2 separate regions of the Homo sapiens genome follow, and region 1 is linked to region 2. A link is a contact called in ENCODE Hi-C or POLR2A ChIA-PET data. All regions are on one chromosome and are shown on one strand. The core of a region is the stretch at or near the end of the contact, and the rest is flanking DNA. Distances in the headings are between cores, read along the strand shown.

Region 1 (3,315 bases), core at 100-2,599, 1.1 Mb after region 2:
GTCCTCTTGGCAGCCATCCTCCTCCAGAGCATGCTTTGGGCTCTGCTCTCCCAGGCTCCACTGTTTACAGGGACAGTTTCCAACTGGGGGGCATGCCCCAGCCTGCGTGGGTACCCTGCCTAATTCTGGCATTCACTTACCCACAAATGTAAACCATGGACTCCTATATAAAATGTATCAGTGATAAAGTTGATGTTTTGATCCCATTTGCTTTTTTTTTTTTTTTTTTTTTGAGATGAAGTCTCGTTCTGTCACCCAGGCTGGAATGCAGTGGGGTGATCTCGGCTCACTGCAACCTCCACTTCCTGGGTTCAAGTGATTCTACTGCCTCAGCCTTCCGAGTAGCTGGGATTACAGGTGTGTACTACCACACCCAGATAATTTTTGTATTTTCAGTAGAGACAGGGTTTCTCCATGTTGGCCAGGCTGGTCTTGAATTCCTGACCTCAAGTGATCTGCTTGCCTTGGCCTCCTAAAGTGCTGGGATTACAGGAGAGAGCCACTGCTCCTGGCCAATCCCATTTGTTTTTATTTCTCCTTGCCCAGCTCTTAATTACTCAGAACTTGGGAAGGGAAGAGAGGTTTCCTCTATTATAGTCTCTCAAATCTCCAAACTATTAACTCATTTAATCCTAACAAAAATTCCATTAGAGGACAGGGAGCAATGGCTCATGCCTGTAATCCTAGCACTTGAGAGGTGCAGTTGGGAGGATCTCTTGAGGCCAGGAGTTCAAGACCATCCTGGGCAACATAGTGAGACCCTGTCTCTACCAAAAATTAAAAGAAAAAAAGAATTCCATTAGAAAAGTACTCTTATTATCCTCTCAGATGAGGAAACTGAGCATTTGGCCTTTTGGTTGAAATACAAATATTTGCTCTCAGTCCAGGATCAGATGAAATTAAAGCATATAAGAGTGTTTGCAAACTGTTAAAGCTATGTATACAGAAGGCAATGAGGGTGGTGGTTCTGGCTTTCACACCCACTGGCAGTAGGACTCTGAGCAAGTACTTTCCGGACTTTAGTTCCTTTATCAGGAAAGTGAGGGGTGGGAGAGGCTGATCTGTGCAGATCCTTCCTGTTCTAACGCCTGTGACCACGAATCAGTGATGACTAGCCATTGACTGTTTTCTCCTGGCTTCCTCTGCGTCATTGAGGACTTTTGGATGCTGACTTTTCCCGATTGAGCTAGGCCCAGTCCCTGGGGAACACAGGCCACCTGAAACTCCCCCTCGTTGAATGGGCTGGGCTCAGTCATCTGAGGTTTGCTGCTCGGTTGCCTTTGGTTGCTGCAGCAACATAACACACGCCCACACTTCCGTTTCTGAGAGTGCGATGAAGGCTGATCTCCTCCTGTCGGCCACAGGGGCTCTCCCAGGCCCTGCCGCTCACAGTACTTCCTGGCTTCCTCACAAGGCCACCCGAGGGGAGGGGAAAGAAACCCACTAGTCATTCCTCGGGGGTTGTGGGAGTTGAAGTGAATACTTCCCCGGAAAAAAAAAAAAAAGGCACATCTCCATCAGGTCAGCACTGAGGGGCTAAAATCTCAAGAGATTCAGACTCAGTATTAAGAGACTGATTTGGCTGGGCGCAGTGGCTCATGCCTGTAATCCCAACACTTTGGGACGCCGAGGCGGGCGGATCGCCTGAGGTCAGGAGTTTGAGACCAGCCTGGGCAACATGGTGAAACTCCGTCTCTACTAAAAATACAAAAAATTAGCTGGGTGTAGTGGCAGGCACCTGTGATCCCAGCTACTCGGGAGGCTGAGGCAGGAGAACTCCTTGAACCCGGGAGGTGGAGGTTGCCGTGAGCCAAGATAGTGCCACTGCACTCCAGCCTGGGCGACAGAGTGAGACTCTGTCTCAAAAAAAATAAAATAAAATAAAGACTGATTTAGAACAGTGTTTGTGAACAGGATTTCTGCTTGCTGACGCCGTTGGAAGAGCCTGTGTTTTTGAAATGATTGACGTCATGAAATCTAGTTTGGTCACCAGGATATGGGGTTGACAAAGACCTTGTGGCAGGCCTTTACTATAAGTTTCATCTAATTCTGAAATTCAGTGCTTTCACACCGGAAGTGAGCAAAATAACAAAGAACAGAAAGTGGAAAAAACATTCTGACCTAGTGGAAACTATCTTTTGCCCACCTGCATTCCTGCAAAATAGCAGTCAAATTAGCCCAGATATCTACCTTTGAGGGGGTCCCCAGATGGTGTATCTCCCAAAGGGATTTTGTCGATGAATTTAACGCCCCAGTTATTCAGAAGAGAGTTCTAAAGGCATTATTAGAGGAACCTGAGGTTGTTTCTCTCTGCCTCCATAACAAAATAGCTCACTCTTTTGCACACCTGAATAAAGAAACTACACTGGGATCAGGAAATAAGGGCAGAGCCAGGGCAAATTCCGAACCAATGCAAGAAAACCTTTAAATGCAATTGCCCGGATAGTTCTCCCATTGAGAGGAACAGGATGTGTGCTGGCTTTAGCCAAGAGGAATGGGCTAGATAAGATGAGCATAGATTTTGAACATGCAAAAGGGTGAGGTGACCAGAGGGAAAAGGCGAGCAGCCAGGATAAGAAGACTCCTCTGTCCTTCTGACCCTTGCCCTCACAGGACCTGCTCCTACCAGCAACCAGCAGACACTTCCTCACTTAGGTGGGGGACTGAGGCTGTGGCCCTTGATGGCATTGTTCCCAGAATGGAAAATGTGGGTGTTGGCAACCATATCAAAGGCCTCTGATTGTTTAGAAACCTTTACAGCTCTGATCACCAGACCGCAAAGCCCAAGGGCCGTTCAAGGCCTGTGGAAACTTTGGAACAATAGACTTGGCCCCCTGCCTATCTGTTTTCGTGGCTTTCTGAAAGAGGTAGACGGGGCCTCCAGCCACTCTACGCTCCAGCCCAACCATCAACCTATCAATCTTCTTCAAGCCGGTTCTCACAAGCCAGCACTGGTTAGAGATCGGAGCTGAGATGAGTGCACTCTGCTCTTCAGAGACTGAGACTAGATTGAGAAGAAGGAGGTACCGGATCAGCGTACAAAGTCCAATGGGTGCCAAAAGACTCAGCAACCATGATAAACAATATTTTAATGCAACCACTAAAAAATAAAAATAAAAAATTATCCACGATGAACAAAATATCAAAAATTTTAAAAGAACTGCACTAAAATATTTATCTTGTTTACTGAGTTTTTTGGCGGCCCCTTAAATTTTGCACCCATGGGCCCGGCATTGTGGCTCACACCTGTAATCCCAACACTTTGGGAGGCTGAGGTGGGTGGATCACCTGAGGTCAGGAGTTCAAGACCAGCCT
Region 2 (3,556 bases), core at 24-2,523:
CCTCACTCCAAGATCAAAGAGATATTCACTTCCATTTTCTGCTGGTCAGATATCCCACCCACAGGGATGCTGCTGTTGTTTGGGGACCTGTGCCCAAGGCAAGGATGGGCAGACCCCAAACCTGACATGCTGTCCCCAGATGCCAGGAGGACCACATGTCAGGGCCTGCACAACCTTAGGGTGCCTTTCCTGTAAACCAGCCCCCAGACGTCACTGGGTACAAGCTAGTGCTCCTAATCTACCCCCTACCCGTACTTCGGCCAACACAAAAGGTGCCAGTGAGCCTGAAGCCATAAGATCCATGTGGCAGATTTGAGGGCCCCAGATGCTGTATTCAACTGGGGGTACTCAAAATACTGTGATCAGCACAGATCTGTCTGCTCACCACATGCCAGGATCTGCCAGGGACCATCTCACAGCTAATGATAAATCCTCCTGTCAGGGCCACAAAGCAGGGCTTTGTGTCACTGTGTTAGCCCGCATCGTCCCAGGGCAGGGCTCCAGGCTGAGCTGGTCAGCCCAGGCCACTGCAGACAATGGAGCCACAGTGGGGCAGGGCTTGCAATGGAAGTCAGTATGGAGGATGGTGACAAGAAGCAAACACCCTGACAGCAGCCAGGCCCATGCACGCCTCCCCGAGGAGGGAGGACAGGGCGGGGCAGGCTCTGCAGAGTCAACGGGCAACTTGAATCTTGCAGCATCTGGCTAGCACCCAGGCAGGCTCCACAGATGCCCGCCTGGGCCTGATTTTCCTGTTCTCAGTCTCCCACGTCTGCCAGGAGGCCTTGATAAATATTCAATAGCTCTGGCCTCAGAGCCTGTGTCTGGAGGACATTCTTAGGCAGTGAACTGGAGACAAGCTGAGAGGAGGCCTTTAAAGGAGCCCCAAACCTCAGCCTCTCCTTTCTGCTCGGGGTTTGGTTTTAAAGAGTCCCAGGGGAGCCACCCACCTGCAGGCCTGACCCCCTGAGGTCGATACGCGGGTTCCCTGAGCCCAGCTCTCAGGGAAGAAAAAGGCAGAATTCAGGCTGCTAGAGCAGCCGGGATAAGAGAAGTGATGCTGGCAAATGTGGTATTTAATGGATATTTTAAAACACCAATAGCAAATACAGTCATTTCTGGGACTTTTTTTTAGAAGATGCTGAATTAAAAATTTGCATCTTCCCTCATTCTTGATCTCCTTCTGCAGTTCCACTTGAGCAACCCCACAGGCTCCAGTCTCACTTCTGCTCACACCCTCCACCTGCTGCCCACGCAGCTTCCTGTCCTGCCCCCACCGCGCCCCCTGCGCCGTCCCAGCTCACCTGTTGGCCATCAGACATCACTCACGACCCCTCCCTTTCACCAGACTGTGGCTCCCACCATTTTGATTATGAAGTTTCTCATTTAGCTCAAAATATCTGACAGACTCCCTGCCCCATTCATTATATTGGACACATAGAGTCGAATATATATTAAACTTCAATTAGATCAATTCTATATTAGACTTCTATAAAACATCCAGTGGGTGAGAAACTATATAATGATCAAAGTGACTGCAAATTCAGTAACCACATTGTGCAATCATATTTTACTTATCACAGAAACATCCAGGCACCTTTGAGAACCAACAGGACGTTCATGTGCAGAAGATGTGATTTCTTCAATCTAAAGACAGTGGAGAGAGGGGTGTGTGCGTGTGTGCACGGGTGCACGTATGCAAATTTGCTGGCCCCTCACAAAAGCTCTAGTTTCTGGAAGGAGAGCCCGAGTGTCCTCAGGCCCAGCGGTTCCAAGCATTACTGGGTGCCTCCACTGAGATAGCAAAGGACTCACAGGTCTCCAGGCACCTGGTAATAATGTGGAATTGGCCGGGGCTGCCTGTTGCTGAGGAAGTTCTTGTCAAGTCTGGCCTTGGTGGGAGCACCAGTGGTAGTCAGAGGTTCTTCACCTTTTTTGGGTCATAGACCCCTTGGAGTGAAAATGTTGGAGGTTTCTCCTGAAAAGCACACTGCAATTCAGGGGATCCCCTGGGTCCTGGAGTCCATGCATAGGCATCATGGACCCCACATGGAAACCTCCCTGATTGAGAGGTCTCGAAAGCTTTTCCAGTCCTAAGAGTACAGTTTCTAATTTGCTGGAGTCGGCTGGACTTTCATTCCCTGGCAGAGCCATTTTGGAGGATAAGAAGATGTGTCTTCTCTACCACCGCACATGCGGTCCACAGTGACTGAGGGGAGTGTCACGGTGCCACCTTGTGCTTCTGTCCTGAAACTGCACCTTCTCTGGGGCCCATGCTCAGGTCCACACTGCCCACCTCTCACTCCATGAGCCTCACTCCCTACCACTCTCCCACCTTCTTACTCTGACCAAGCCACATGGACTCCTGACGTCCCTGCCTTGGGGGCCTTTGCACTGACTGTTCCCCCTGCCTGAAGTCTGGGTTTAAAGCCGTATACACAAGTGCAGTTTGTACAGTCATATCATGAACCAAGAAAAAAAGCAAATGTTTATGAAGATGCCTTTATTTTCACTTGGCCTAAAGCGAGAAAGTATCACATGAGTATATAAAAGAATTTTTTAAATTTTGAGGCAGCTTTGAGGAGAGATTGAGGAAGATGAGAGGGTGTAGTAGTAAGCTCTCATTAAGTTTTGCTGCAATAACAAATAGCCTCAAAAATCTCAGTGGCTAGGCCGGGCGTGGTGTCTCATGCCTGTAATCCCAGCACTTTGGGAGGCTGGGATGGATGGATCACCTGAGGTCAGAAGTTCAAGACCAGCCTGGCCAACATAGTGAAACCCTATCTCTACTAAAAATACTAAATAAATTAGCCGGGTGTGGTGGCAGGCAGCTGTAATCCCAACTACTTGGGAGGCTGAGGCAAGGAGAATCACTTGAACCTGGGAGGTGGAGGTTGCTGAGATCATGCCACTGCACTCCAGCCTGGGCAACAGTATGAGACTGTTAAAAAAAAAAAAAAAAAAAAAAACTCAGTGGCTAACAGCAACAAAAGTATCCCTCAAATTGCTTCTTTATTTTTATTTATTATTTTTTTGAGATGGAGTCTTGCTCTGTCACCCAGGCTGGAGTACAGTGGTGCAATCTCAGCTCACTGCAACCTCCGTCTCCTGGGTTCAAGTGATTCTCCTGCCTCAGCCTCCCGAGTAGTTGGGATTACAGGTGGCCGCCACCACGCCCAGCTAATTTTTGTATTTTTAGTAGAGACAGGGTTTCATTATGTTGGCCAGGCTGGTCTCAAACTCCTGACCTACAGGTGTGTGCCACCGCACCCGGCCTCAAGTTGCTTCTTCCTGGTGGGGCAACTGTGGCTCTGCTTCCTTGCAGGATGGAGGAGCGAATGAATCGCTGGGAAGTCTTCTCACTTTTGTCCCCTTAAAGGAGAAAACGATGCGGAATGACGAAGCTGGGGCCCCCTGCTTCCCTCACATCCATAGCTTTTCTGAGGCTCCTGGCTTTCTTGCCTTCACAGAGCAGGACTGAAGCTGTCCCTGCTCCATAGGCGTGAGCTGCAGCCATGGGGTGGGACAGAGCCTCCTGCTTGGGCCCTGAGCCTCC

What was found. A loop is a pair of places that touch in the nucleus more often than their neighbours do. ChIA-PET counts read pairs that join two places held with the same protein, here RNA polymerase II (POLR2A). Pooled maps may share reads with other maps.
Region 1: a loop to region 2 is called in a map of OCI-LY7, with 7 times the contacts of the local background. The contact joins two enhancer-like sites. A Hi-C loop is called at or near these places in 3 of 168 maps with a recorded cell type or tissue (OCI-LY7, PC-9 and Ramos), 10 of 37 single-sample maps with no recorded cell type and 4 of 50 pooled maps. POLR2A ChIA-PET finds 5 or more read pairs at or near these places in 1 of 52 experiments (activated naive CD4-positive, alpha-beta T cell).

What each region holds. Positions count from the first base shown.
Region 1 is chr7:104,943,210-104,946,524 of GRCh38, reverse strand. The region is part of intron 1 of LOC101927902 (a long non-coding RNA gene); the gene reads right to left. Among named protein-coding and RNA genes, the nearest start is that of LHFPL3-AS2, 18 kb to the right of the region's middle. RefSeq lists enhancers at 867-936, 1,169-1,463, 1,257-1,566, 1,877-1,926, 2,567-2,626. Within about 2 kb of position 1,349, at least 37 of the 41 ENCODE cell types and tissues checked have a DNase peak (open chromatin) inside an H3K27ac peak, as active enhancers do; they include OCI-LY7, where a contact is called at or near this core.
Region 2 is chr7:106,055,793-106,059,348 of GRCh38, reverse strand. No RefSeq gene overlaps it. Among named protein-coding and RNA genes, the nearest start is that of SYPL1, 55 kb to the left of the region's middle. RefSeq lists a silencer at 125-244 and enhancers at 585-684, 715-874, 558-1,109, 1,955-2,004, 2,515-2,564. Within about 2 kb of position 1,273, at least 17 of the 41 ENCODE cell types and tissues checked have a DNase peak (open chromatin) inside an H3K27ac peak, as active enhancers do; they include OCI-LY7, where a contact is called at or near this core.